2 separate regions of the Homo sapiens genome follow, and region 1 is linked to region 2. A link is a loop called in an ENCODE intact Hi-C map of the cell type or tissue named here. Cell type or tissue: heart left ventricle. All regions are shown on one strand. Links, peaks and the distances in the headings refer to the core of each region. The heading gives the core; the rest is flanking DNA. Region 1 overlaps LOC105378102 (a long non-coding RNA gene). Region 2 has its middle 660 kb from the start of MEAT6.

Region 1 (2,500 bases), core at 1-2,500, 190 kb before region 2:
GTGGTCCCCTGGGCGGCACTCTGGGGTGAGGCTGGGCTGATTCAGGCTTCAGGGTCAGGCCAGAATGGCTCCTGCGGGGGTGTAGAGCTCGGTGGATGACAGGGCCACTGGGCCTTTTCCTGCTTCCTCCAGCCTGGTGGCCTTGGCTCCTCCAAATATGGTGAGAGGGTTACCAGGGGAGCACATGGCGGTGAGCAGGTACTCCCCAGATCTCAGCCATGTCACTCCTCATCATCCCAGTGGCCAAAGTGATCCTCTAGCCAACACCAGAGGCAGTGGGAAGGGGAGGTAGTCAGGGAGGTGAAGAAAGGGAGGCAGGGCGGGTGGCCTACAACAGGGAGGTTGAGTAACTTGACTGAAGTAACCCAGCCCAGGTGAGGAGGAACTGGGATTCGAACCCACATGCTTCCTTTGACCACTGAGGCCTGATCACTCAAGTCCTAGGTGGGCAGAGCTCAATACCCGGGGGTTGGACTTGGACAGCTTGGGTTAGACTTTCTGTTGCCAGACTCAGTTCCTTCTCTTCTTGCTCTTAGAGGTGGGTGTTAGGAGCTAGCTGCCTGGTGTGAAGCGCCAATCCTTGAGTGGAAGATGCAGAAAGGTGCAGGGTGTTGCTTCGCTGTAGCTCACCTTGGCCAAATCAGCTTCTAGAGCCCCCGTGCCACTTGTTGGATTGACTATTTAAGTGAGATCCCCGCATCCCCATAAACTCCCTTATAGTCCCCCATCCTGAAGATGGGACTTTGTAGCCCAAATGCAAAGTCAAAGTTTCTAAGTGCCCTGCCCGGCTTTCCTCTTAAGTTGTCCGGATATGCACCACGAGCTAACAACCTCACCGGATTGATTCTGGTGTGGAGAATAGGTTTCTTTAAAGAGGAGCTCTGCGGTGGTGGCTCTGGAGTGCCTGCAATTCCTGCACCTGGTGCCTCTGCCCTTGAAGGGCAGTGTGAAAGCTGGGAGGGCGGGCGTTTCAGCCTCCTTTCTGAAGGATGCAGTTGGGCATCTGATAGGTTACCTTAATTACACCATTTCCTCCTCCCTGTACACACTTCCAAAATCTAATTATAGTACATGTGACACCCTGTGACCAGCCAGAAGCCAGAGATTAATATAAAGTCACAGCAGGACAGTTTGCTCCCTGAAACGGTTTACATGACATTGCAAATATAGTCCTCAAGGATTTGATGCTGATACTTGGATACGTTCATCATCACGTTAGCATGTGAAGCAGGCGGGCTCTATGGGATCCGATTCAGCGCCCGTGGGAGGAACGGCTGGGGTTTATTCCCATTGGCCCATGCCGCTGTCCTTCTGGAATTTGACATTGGTGTCCTTGGAGTTTGGCATCTATTCTGAGGGGCCTTAGCCCTTTAACAATATGTCCCAATTAATTCTGTATTAATTGGGGGGGGGGGGCGCCTGTGGGTCCGTCTATGGGGGGCGCTTGGCCACTCTCCTGGGTGTGCTATCTCTGCCCAGATAAAGGATATTGTGTGCAGGCATTTGAGTTGGGAGCACTTGTTTATCTCTGTTCCTGCAGCTTTATTTAGCCTGGAGCTCCATACCGGGCCCTCACAGCCACACACCTACCAGAAGCACTTGCCCCAGAGTGGGACTCTGAGGGGAGAGGTGGCTGGGGAACGGCTGACTCGGGGCTGCAGAGTTATTTTCCTCCTCAAATCTGGGGCCTTGTTGTACATGTGAGGATTTTTGAAGACCAGCCTCTAAACCTATTACAAATTCTTCAGTGACTAAAATGTCAGCATGTGAACCGTCTTCCCACCCAGCTCGGGCTCTGTCTCTTCATTCAGGGGTGGCTTTAGTTTACCGGGAGATAAGTGGGGGAGCGATGTGAGAGGAATTCAGGAGAGAGGACAATTCCAGCTAAAAACAAACCTCAAGTGACAGTTGTGTAAACGCGCTCGCAAAGTAACATTCAACAGAACAAGCAGGGCGAGCGTCACAGGCCTCTTGTTGGAGAGAGACACAAACCTGGATTCCAAGTGCAAGGGTTTGACTTGGAAGAATGGCAAGGGCTCCCTCAATGTTTAAGAAACTCTAGGAAGCCTCCGCAAAGCCAAGATGCTCTTCAGTGTAAGCCTCTCTCGTCAGGCCCCCCTCCCCCAGAGGCGGATTCTCAGGCTCAGAGCTCTTGAGATCCGTGGCTGACCTCCTGACCATCGTTAATAATGACCGTTGCATGTTTCTAAATTGCTAAGGGAGTACATTTCACGTGTCCCACCATGGACAATAAGAGGGGTGGTGGATATGTTAATAAGTTTGATTTAATCACTCGACATTGTATACTAGACCAAAACATCACATTGAACCCTGTGAATACGTGTAATTATTATTTGTCAATTAAAATAATAATTTTCCAAAGCTGCTCCTGCAGGTGGATGTTTAGTGTGCTTTGAAGGCCAGTTCGGTGGAGCCTGGTTGTGAACCACGCAGGGGCACCCAGCTGGGAGCCAATGAGAAGTTGCTGAAGGGTTTCAGA
Region 2 (11,467 bases), core at 4,085-6,584:
ACATCATTTTCTTTCATTTATATAGCCCTGCTATATGTAGGTATATAAGCCTCATTTTATAGGTAAGAAAATTAAAATCCTAAAAGTTGATAGACCTATCCACATGCATGTAGTAAGTGGTGGCCCTGAGATTCAAATCCAAAGATTCCAAAGCCTGCCCACTTAATCATGACCGTGTACTCACAGTGAAAAATCCCCTGTACCTCAATGATACCCAGTGTTTGCATGGCTTGCCTCTGTGAGACATAGATAGAGCTCATTAATGGCGGGCACAATTTTTTAGGTCCACAGACTTTATTTCCTGTTAAGATTGCAACGAAAAGCAAAATGCACCCGTAGCTTGGCCCCAGAGCACAATTCCTGCACAGTAATTAAGTGAAACCACAAGGCATGTGGCTCACCCCACCCACAGAAGGATGATGAGTTTTTCTGTTCAAATGATGGTACTAGACCTGTTCTTCAGGAATCTCTGCCTTGGATAATAAAGTCCCTTCTTTTAAAATACCAAACTTTGTGCCAGGAGAAGCTAGATCCCTCTTAAACATGGAAGTGTTGACTTTGAAGCATGGATACTTGGTAAAATGGTTTAAAAACTGATGCAAAAGAGCAATCAGGACTAGCTCAGCAAGTTGAGAGAAAGCCCGTGTTGTGATCATACACGGAAATATCATAATGAGCTCAGCTCTTCTGACAACATGTCACAGTAAATAGAGAGATGCTTTTGTTGGGAATAAACATTTTTTTGGCACTTTCTGCGTTTTCCTGATTCACTGTGTACCATTAAACTTTTTACAATGCTTAGTTTATTTTAGGGACAAGACATTACATTCAAATTACATCTTGAATGAGATTTACTCAGTTCACATCTCATTGAGGGAATATCTCATTATCCAAGCTCTTATTTCTAATGTAGATGAATGAACCACACCTTAATGGCAGGTTAGAAAATGTTAGGTTGATTCTGTTGTCCAGAAATATCCTTGTGTCAAAGTTATTTTTTGATCTTACATATTTCTCATTGCTGGACATTTTTTTGGAGAAGGGCCTGCGAAATATTAATGTGTGTGTATGTACATTTCCCAAAGTAATAAAATTGATAAAGAGTCCCTGCTCAGCCCCAAGCCATAATTTAATATTTCACTGTTGATTACTGACACTATATTTTCAGTGAAACTTGTACTTGTGTCACACTGGGTATAAATGGTGTTTCAAGCTCTGCCAGAAAATCTTGCAAACCCTGACTTGCACCGAATCTCAAACTGGGCTGTCTATAACTCCCCGCCTCCTTGTCTTCCTGCTATTGGCTACATATTTTCAAGGAGAAGTCAAATCTGTATAGAAACAGAAAGCCTTTACTTGCCATTAATTTGAAAGAAAATTATATCACTCGATTTTCTTCCTTCACCTGCAGATAAGCATTTTGCAGCATTTTTTTTAAAGTGCAAAGGGTATCTTCTCAATGGAAGCTCTTGTGCAGTTCTTCCTGGCTTCCCACACAGGAGCAGAGGGTTTTATTTATTATTAGTTTTTAAATTGTCATCTCCTTGTGCTCCTCTCTACTTGAGGTTAGGGTTCACTATTTTCTAAGAGTATAGTGTACCACTAAAGAAAACTGAAAGGAGGTATTTTTTAAAGTGATAAATAGGATTTTCAATCTAAATGAATTAAATGATTTGGGTTTAAAAAGAAAGTCAAACAATTATAACTTAAGACTGATAGTTTCATATTGGTAGAGTGTTAGAGAACCTATACATTTGTTTACTATGTATGTTCTTTAGAGAAGGAGACACAATCAAATTCCTTTAGTTGTATAATTTGAAGTCAGGTAATATAATACCTGATGCTTTTATTCTTTTTGCTCAGAATTGCTTTGGCTATTGAGGCTGTGGTTTTTTTGGTTCCATATGAATTTTAGGGTTGTTTTTTCTAATTCTGTGAAGAATGATATTGGTAATTTGATAGGAGTTACATTGACTCTGTAGATTACTTTTGTCGGTATGGCCATTTTAACGATGTTGATTCTTCTGATCCATGAGCATGGGATATTTTTCCATTTGTTTGTGTTATCTATTATGTCTTTCACCAGTGTTTTGTAGTTCTCTTTGTAGAGATCTTTAGCGTCCTTGGTTAAATGTATTCCTAGGTATTTTATTGGATTTTTATTGCCATTATAAATAGGATTGAGTTCTTGATTTGGTTCTCAGCTTGAACATTATTGTTGTATAGAAATGCTGCTGAATTTTACACATGGATTTTGAATCCTGAAACTTTGCTAAAGTCTTTATTCAAATAGAGGAGTCTTCTGGAGGAGTGTGTAGGGTTTCCTAAAGTATAAGATCAGGTAGTCAGTGAACAAAGACAAAAATAGCATGGCATGGTATAAAAATAGATACATAGACCAACGGAACAGAATGGAGAGCCCAGAAATAAAGCCACATGCCTACAACCAACTGATTTTTGACAATGTCAACAAAAATATACACTAGGGAAAGGATACTCTAGTCAATAAATGGTGCTGGGAAAATTGGAAAGCCATATGCAGAAGAATGAAATTGGACCCCTCTCTCTCTCAACATACACAAAAATTAACTCTAGGTGGATTAATTAAAGACTTAAATGTAAGGCCCAAAACTATAAAAATACCAGAAGAAAACCTATGAGAAATTTTTTCAGTCATTAGTCTAGGCAAAGAATTTATGTCCAAGTCCTCAAAAAAAAGTAACAAAACCAAAAATAAACAAGTGGAACTTAATTATACTAAAAAGCTTCTGCAGAGCCAAAGAAATAAGTGAAACACAACCTACAGAATGGGAGAAAATATTTGCAAACAATGCATCTGACCGAAGGTTAATATCCAGAATCTACAGGGAACTCAAACAACTCAACAACCCACCCCTACACAAATAACCCCATTAAAAAGTGGACAGAGGACATGAACAAAAATTTTTCAAAAGAAGACATACAAGCAACCAACAAACAGATGAAAAATGTTCAACATCACTGATCATCAGAGAAATGTGAATTAAAACCGCAATGAGGTACCATCTCATACCAGTCAGAATAACTATTATTAAAAATTCAAAAAACAACAGATGTTGGTGAGGGTGCAGAGAAAAGGGAACACTTATACACTGTTGGTAGGAATGTAAACTAGTGTAACCTCTATGGAAAGCAGTATGGACATTTTTTAAAGATACAAAAATAGAACTGCCTTTTGACCCAGCAATCTCTTTACTGGGTATTTCAAAGGAAAATACATAATTATATCAAAAAGATACCTGCACTCATATGTTTATTGCAGCACTATTCACAATAGTAAAGTTGTGAAGTCAACCTAAGTGCCCATCAGTGGATGACTGGATAAAACAATCCAATTATCCATTTACAATTGGATGTAATATACATGTACCATGGAATACCACTCAGCCACAAAAAAGAATGAAATCATGTCCTTTGCAGAAACATGGGTGGAACTGGAAGCCATTATCCTTAGTGAAATGACTCAGAAAGGAAGTAGAAAACCATGTGTTTTTACTTTTAGGTGGGAGCTAAACATTGGGTACACAGAGACATATGAGTGGAAAAATAGACATCAGAGACTCCAAAAGCTGGAAGGGATGGGTGCAGGATGAAATACGACCTATTGGGTACAGTGTACACTGTCTGGGTGATGGGTACACTAAAAGCCCAGACATCGCCCCTATGAAATACATCGAAATAACACAACTGCACTTGTGTCTCTAAATCTATAAAAGTAAAAAATAATTTAAAACTAGTTAGGTCTATTCTATTCCACATTTGGCACATGCCAATAATTTTATACCTGAAACTGCTCACTCCAAAAGTTATTTATAACAACGTGGCATCTTAAAAAATGCAGTTTTTAGTTTCATATATCAAATTTTCACAGAGGACTATATTCTGGAGTAGATCACACAAGGGTGAATGTTAGTTTTTTGTTTTACAATTCCTGCAAGTCCATTAGAAGTGAGAGGCAAAGAAACCAGGGAGAAAATGTGCTGAATAGAGGCTGAACTTAACAGTTATTATCTTGAGTGTTTCCCAATGTAAACTTGGGTTATAGTTTTGTATTCAGCCACTCATTTATTCATCCAGCATTTATTTATGGATGCCAAGTACAGGTCTTAGTGCTGTACCCAGAGTTAGTAAAAATGTGAAGTTAGGAGCACAGTCTCTAGATGGCCAAGTGAACCCAAGACTTCTCACCCAACTGCAAGGAGTTAGGGTCCAACTGCATGAGTTAGATGGAAGAGCGCACAGAAGGCCATCCTCACTCCTGACACCAACTGCAAGCTTGGGGTTTTCCTGCAAATACTCACGGTTTTGATAAGCACTAGAATGACTCAGAACTCACGGGAACCTATTATACCCATGGTTGTATTTGTTACAGAAAACATATACATTAAAATCAACCAAGGATAGAGATTTATAGGACAGAGTCTGGGAAGATTCCAATAGTGAAGAAAGTCTCCGTTGTTCTCAAGACTTGTGACCCTCCCAGATCAATGTGTGATGATATGCATGGAGTATTGCCTACTGGGAAGGTCACCCAATCTTTGGTCTCCAGAGTCTTTAATGTGCTTCATTATGTAGGTATGATTGATTGATTAATTTTCCACATGATTGAATTCTTGGAGGTGAAGCAGATATCATGTGCCTGAGAGGCTCACCTCTCAGGTAACAAGAGTCACCTTGTTAGCTTGAGCTATTAGATGTGATCCACAGGGCCTATCATGAATACTAAAAACACTACCATCACTTGAGAAATCAGAAGGGTTCAGAGATTACTCTCAAGGAGCTGGGGCTTAAGGCCAGACCTCTCTTTGGGCCAAATCCCTTTGCTACACAGATGGGGAAACAGCTGTAAACAAATTGAAGTTCTGGCCTACGTGTGGTTCATAATCTAGGATGGAGATGCACAGTGACTAAGTGAAATAGGTGAAAATGGATTGCACACGTGAATACATTAGAGAGTAGGGGAAAAATAAGGAGAGGAGACAGAGAGTATTGAGGTGGTGAATGGTAACATTTTAGATCTGGTGACAAAGACAGGCTTCAGTGAGAAGAAGGGATTTGGCAAACATTTGAAGGAGGTGAGGAAGAGAGGCAGGTGGACATCAGGTGTCAGGGAAGGACTTTCCAGGAGACAGAAATGTGCCTACAGTGTTCCAGGAGCAGCATGGCACAAGGACACGATGGAGAAGGAAAACGAGGCTGGGGAAGCAGCACTGTGCATGAAGAAAGCAGACCTCGTGGGGCCCCATGTGTCACTGTCATTTGGTTTTGGTCTCAGAGACGTGAGAAGCCATGAGAGGACATCCTCCAAATGACAGTGGATCATAAGCCCCTAAGAACTCTGCTGGAAACAGACCTAGAGGGAGCCTGGATAGTCACAGGACCCTTGGGGACCCTGCAGTCTGCAGCAAGGAATGCTGAGGGCTTGGACTAAAGAGGAGGACTTAGAGGGGGTGAGAATCGGCTAGATTCCAAATGTATTTCTGAAAGTAAACCTGGGAGGATTTTTTGATGGATAAGATGTGGGACCCAAGACAAAGAGAGGAGTCAGATGTAATATTTTCAGCCTGAGAACTGAAAGAAAAGAACGACCATTTGTAGGGATGCTGAGGACTGTCGGAGAAGGAGCTTTAGCGGGGACAGTGAAGAGTTTCATTCAGGAGTGTTGAGTTTGATGGAGATGGAGGATAGAGGATGGAGGCAGCTGGATTTCAGAAGGTTGGAAGGAGGTTCAGACTGAAGATATCAGCTGAGGAGGCACACCAGGTCGATGATATTTAAAGCCACGAGATTGGGAGAGATCACCCAGGGAGTGAGGGTAGATAGAAGAGAGCCCAGGAATGGAGTCCAGGGGCTCCCTCATTTTGAGTTTAAGAAAATGAGGAAGAATTAGAAAATATGTTTGAGAAAGAGTAACTGCAATGGGAGGAGAAGATGAAAGAGTTTGGGGTGTTCTAAAATCCGAGTGAGGAAAATATTTTAAAGAACATGGTGCCCTTGCCAAGGCAGTTTGGGTGGTGTGGTGTATTAGTTCATTCTGACACTGCTATTAAAGACATATCTGAGACTGGGTAATTTATAAAGGAAAGAGGTTTAACTGACTCACAGTTCTGCAGGGCTGGGGAGGCCTCAGGAAACTTACAATCGTGGCAGAAGGGGAAGCAAACATGTCCTTCTTCACATGGTGGCAGCAAGGAGAAGAGCAGAGCGAAAGGGGGAAAAGCCCCTTATAAAACCATCAGATCTAATGAGAACTCACTCACTATCATGAGAACAGCATGGGGAAACTGCCCCCATGATTCAGTTACCTCCCACTCGTTTCCTCCCATGACATGTAAGGATTATGGGAACTATAATTCAAGATGAGATTTGGGAGGGGACACAAAGCCAAACCATATCTTTCCACCCCTGGCCCCTCCCAAATCTCATGTCCTCACATTTCAAAACACAATCATGCCCTTCCAACAGTCCCACAAAATCTTAACTGATTCCAGCATTAACTCAAAAGTCCAAGTCCAAAGTCTCATCTGAGACAAGGCAAGTTCCTTCTGCCTATGAGCCCGTAAAATCAAAAGCATGTTAGTTACTTCCTAGACACAATAGGGATACAGGCATTGCGTAAACACACCCATTCCAAATGAGAGAAATTGGCCAAAACAAAGGGTCCACAGGGCCATGCAAGTCCAAAATCGAAAAGGGCAGTCATTCAACCTTAAACTTCTAAAATGATCTCCTTTGACTCCATGTCTCATATCCAGGTCACAGTGATGCAAGATGTGGGCTCCCACAGCCTTGGGCAGCTTTACCCCTATGGCTTTGCAGGATACAGCTCCTCTCCTGGCTGCTTTTCACAGGCTGGCATTGAGTGTCTGCAGCTTTTCTAGGTGCATGGTGTAAGCTGTCTGTGGATCTACCATTCTGGGGTCTGGAGGACGGTGGACCTCTTCACACAGCTCCACTAGGCAGTGCCCAGTGGGGACCCTGTGTGGGAGCTCCAGTCCCACATTTCCCTTCTGCACTGCCCTAACAGATTCTCCATGAGGGTTCTGCCCATGGAACACACCTCTGCCTGGATATACAGGCGTTTCCATACATCCTCTGACATCTAGGCAAAGGTTCCCAAACCTCATTTCTTGTCTTCTGTGCACCCGCAGGACCAACACCATGTGGAAGCTGCCAAGGTTTGGGGGGTTGCACCCTCTGAAGCCACCACCTGAGCTGTACCTTAGCCCCTTTTAGCCATGGCTAGAGTGGCTGGGATGCAGGACACCAAGTCCTGAGGCTGCACACAGTAGGGAGGCCCTGAACCCAGCCCATGAAGCCATTCTTCCTTCCTAGGTCTCAGGGCCTGTGATGGGAGGGCCTGCTGTGAAGGTCTCTGACATGCCCTGGAGATATTTTCCCCATTGTCTTGATGACTAACATTAGGCTCCCTGTTACTAATGAAAATTTCTGCAGCAGGCTTGGATTTCTCCCCAGAAAATGGGTTTTTCTTCTCCATTGCATCGTTAGGCTGCAAATTTTCTAAACTTTCATGCTCTGCTTTCTCTTGAACACTTTGCCGCTTAGAAACTTCTTCTGTCAGATACCCAAAATCATCTCTCTCAAGTTCAAAGTTCCACAGATCTCTAGGGCAGGGGCAAATTGCTGCCAGTCTCTTTGCTAAAGCATAACAAGAGTCACCTTTGCTCCAGTTCCCAACAAGTTCCTCATCTCTATCTGAGACTACCTCAGCCTGGACTTTATTGTCCATACCACTATTCAGCGTTTTGGTCAAAGCCATTCAACAAGTCTCTAGGAAGTTCCAAACTTTCCCACAATTTCCTGTCTTCTTCTGAGCACTCCAAACTGTTCCAACCTCTGCCTGTTACCCAGTTCCAAAGTTGCTTTCACATTTTCAGGTATCTTTACAGCAACACCACACTCTACTGGTACCAATTTACTGTATTAGTCTGTTCTCACACTGCTAGTGAAGACATACCCAAGACTGGGTAATTTATAAAGAAAAGAGGTTTAATTGACTCACAGTTCTGCAGGGCTAGGGAGGCCTCAGGAAACTTACAATCATAGCAGAAGGGGAAGCAAACATATCTTTCTTCACATGGTGGCAGCATGGAGAGATGCAGAGTGAAAGGGGGAAAAGCCTCTTATAAAACCATCAGATCTCACCTGAGAACTCACTCACTATTATGAGAACAGCATGAGGGTAACTGCCCCCATGATTCAGTTACCTTCCACTGGTTCTCTCCTATGACGTGGGGATTGTAGGAACTACAATTCAAGTTGAGATTTGGGTGGGGACACAGCCAAACCGTATCATGTGGCAAGGGCCAAAGTCTGCTTGGAGAGGGAATTTTGGAAAAGATAAATTGAAGATAGGAGGTGGGCAGCTCTTTTAGGTAGTCTGACCATAAACAGAAGAGAAAGTAGTGCAAGCTGGGTATGTGGGCATCAAGAGAGTTTTTCCAAGATTAAAAAAAATAACAGCATATTGTATACTTTTGAGAAAAATCCAGCAGAAAGGAGTGATGTCCTTGCTTAAGCAAGAAGGGATAAGAGCTGGTTCTTGGGTGGCAAGGTTGCCCTTTGCTAGCGGTGAGGGAGTGGATCTATAGGAACAGGAGAGGAGGCAGAGTCTGCAGCACAGAAGGCATAACTGCAGGAAATACATATGGGGTACATTGTGCGCCAGGCTATTTATATGCTTTGCATGTATTACTCCTTTTTCATTCTCAACAACTACTCAACAAGGTAGACAATATCATTGTCTATACCTGTTTTACAAATGACAAATTAAGCACAGGATGACCTGCAAATGGAGTAAGACTCCCCATCTAGCAGAAGCAAGATTTACATAGGCAGTTTAGCTGAAGTCTGGGCCCTAAGCCACGGTAGCATGGTGCCTGTGAAGGAGGCCGGGGTGCTGTGAGAGTGAGAGTGGGGCCACTTGGAGGGCCTCCTCTACCGAGTTCTATTTTTCACTGAAATAAGAATTAAGGTTGTTGAATAAGAGAGCTAATGGTAGAGGAGGGGAATGAGGCTTGAGGAGAGAGAGGAAGCTATGAGATACTAATCTGGAAGAGTGGGAGGTGGAATAGACTCTAGTAACTTCTATTTTTCACTGAAATAAGAATTAAGGTTATTGAATAAGAGAGATAATGCAAGAGCAGGTGAATGAAGTTTGAGGAGAGAGAGGAAGCTATGAGATATTAATCTGAAAGAGTTAGAGGTGGAATGGATAGGATCATATAATATTATCATCAGTCATTACTAAGGGCCCATGAGGTTCCTGATGTATTTTTTTTTAATCCATGCTCAACTGCAGATGTGCAGGTGCAGTGTAGGTGTCCAGTTGGGCTTGGCCATGGTTTTGATTTAGTCTAGAAATAAAGGAAATTGAGGAACTGATTCAAGGGAGTGATTATAACAATTGCCTATGAAATTAAAGCTGTGTAAGAAAAAAAGTAAGGACACTAGTGGAGTGAAAGGTAGAACAAAGATAGGCCTGAAAGTCCTTGTTAGTAAAAACTAACAGACCGGCCAGTGTGCCCTCCAGTGTAGAGATTGATTTGGAAAACTTGGAGGTAGGGAGGGGAGGGTAGAATCCTTGAAATTTAGATTGTAGAGGGGCTGCTCTTACTGTCATGAAAATATCTGGGGTTTGTCAATTGGAATGAATTGGCTGAAGTGTAGTAAAGATCATTGGAGAAGGGGTCAAAAAACAAGGAGACTGGGCTATAGGAAGGACTGTCTAGGTGGATACAAATGTCACTGGAAATCATAGTGGGAACAGTGCTGGAGGGTGTGTATGAGTCAGGAGCTAACTCTTCAAGGAAGGAGGAGTGTCCCTGGGTGTGATAGGTGATGGCCCCAGAGAGAAGTGATGAGCAGTGTTGTCTGATGGCTCAAGACCCAAAGGCTGAAACATGGGGCTCAGCTGTCACCTTTTGGTCTACTTGCTATAGCTCCTCTGTAGCATTTATCTGGTAAAGCACAACTTGGCTGGGAAAGGAACAACTATTTAGCTGGGTTTGTGGACCTCTTGGGACATTACAGTTTGTCAGGACTCTACCAAATACAATTTAACCCTGTTTTACAAATTGATCAGAAATGGAGCCATATCTGATTGATCTTCCTAATTCTACCACTGCTTTTGTCACCAGACCCAGAGAGAGCGCTTCTTTTTCAAAATTCTTTTATGACGTTGTTCTAGAATACTTTCTAGGAATGCAGATTCCAAACTTGGCTTGCCAGATCCTTGAGGAATTATGAAAAAATTACTGGAAGAATTTTTCAAGTCATTATCAATTTTCAAATACCTTGATGGAAATTATACATTTACCCCAAATAACATCACATAAGCTAATTAAAAGTCTCTTTTGCCTTAACTCTTAGGATTATACCAATTCAAAGGGGTTTTCTTATGTCTGAATAAATGATTCCCATATGAAAACACAACTACTTGGGGAATTTGAGGCATGTTTCATTACCTCATTAATCCAGTCACCGGCCATCCATGCAAAAGTAGTCCTTGAAGGAAACTATGATTACAGACAGATAACAAACTATGAAAAATTAGCAGAAGTTAATTCTCTAATATTAATCATAGGAATAAATTAAATTGAGAATTTGAACTCATTTAATCAAGGTGTCATAGGCATTTGAACCAGAGTAACTCCATCTTGAATAGGAGCTGGGTAAAATAAGACTGAGACCTACTGGGCTGCACTTCCAGGAGGTTAGGCATTCTTAGTCACAGGTTGAGATAGGAGGATGGCACAGGGTACAGTTCACAAAGACCTTGCCGATAGAACAGGATGCAGTTAAGAAGCCAGCCAAAAGCTGCCAAAACCAAGATGACAATGAAAGTGAGCTCTGGTTATTCTCATTGCTCATTATATGCTAATTGTAATGTATTAGCATGCTAAAAGACACGCCCACCAGCGCCATGACAGTTTACAAATGTCATGGCAACATCAGGAAGTTACTCTATATGGTCTAAAAGGAAGAGGAACCCTCAGTTTCAGGAATTGCCCACCCCTTTCCCAGAAAACTCATGAATAATCCACCCCTTGTTTGCATATAACCAGGAAATAACTGTAAGTATACTCAGTTGAGCAGCCCATGCAGCTTCTTGGCATATGGAGTAGCCATACTTTTATTCCTTTACTTTCTTGATAAAGTTGCTTCCACTTTATGGAATTGTCCTAAATTCTTTCTTGTGTGAGGTCCAAGAACCCTCTCTTGGGGTCTGGATGGGGACCCTTTTCCAGTAACAAAGGGATAGCAAATAGGTTTTATTTTGCATGAGAGCTTATTGATAGGCTCTGTCGACATCTGTGTTGAGAAAGCTTCTGGATTCAAGTCTGATCTCAACAGGATGGTTCTACGATGGATTGGCTGTGTGTGTCAAGGGCAGAGCATACCTAAA

The links. A loop is a pair of places that touch in the nucleus more often than their neighbours do. Peaks named below come from ENCODE experiments on the same cell type or tissue, not always from the same donor. Only the 100,000 strongest peaks of a DNase experiment are listed, where the experiment ranks them.
Region 1: a loop joins it to region 2, with 3 times the contacts of the local background. A loop is called at or near these places in 2 of 110 quality-filtered maps.

Annotation. Positions count from the first base shown.
Region 1 is chr6:163,961,792-163,964,291 of GRCh38, forward strand. All of the region lies in intron 4 of LOC105378102 (a long non-coding RNA gene), which reads left to right. Among named protein-coding and RNA genes, the nearest start is that of QKI, 550 kb to the left of the region's middle. RefSeq lists an enhancer at 1-2,500. In heart left ventricle, for the core only: no CTCF peak of the experiment used is centred there; DNase peaks (open chromatin) are centred at 932 and 1,270; H3K4me3 peaks cover 268 bases; H3K27ac peaks cover 2,416 bases.
Region 2 is chr6:164,152,426-164,163,892 of GRCh38, forward strand. No RefSeq gene overlaps it. Among named protein-coding and RNA genes, the nearest start is that of MEAT6, 660 kb to the right of the region's middle. In heart left ventricle, for the core only: no CTCF peak of the experiment used is centred there; no DNase peak of the experiment used is centred there.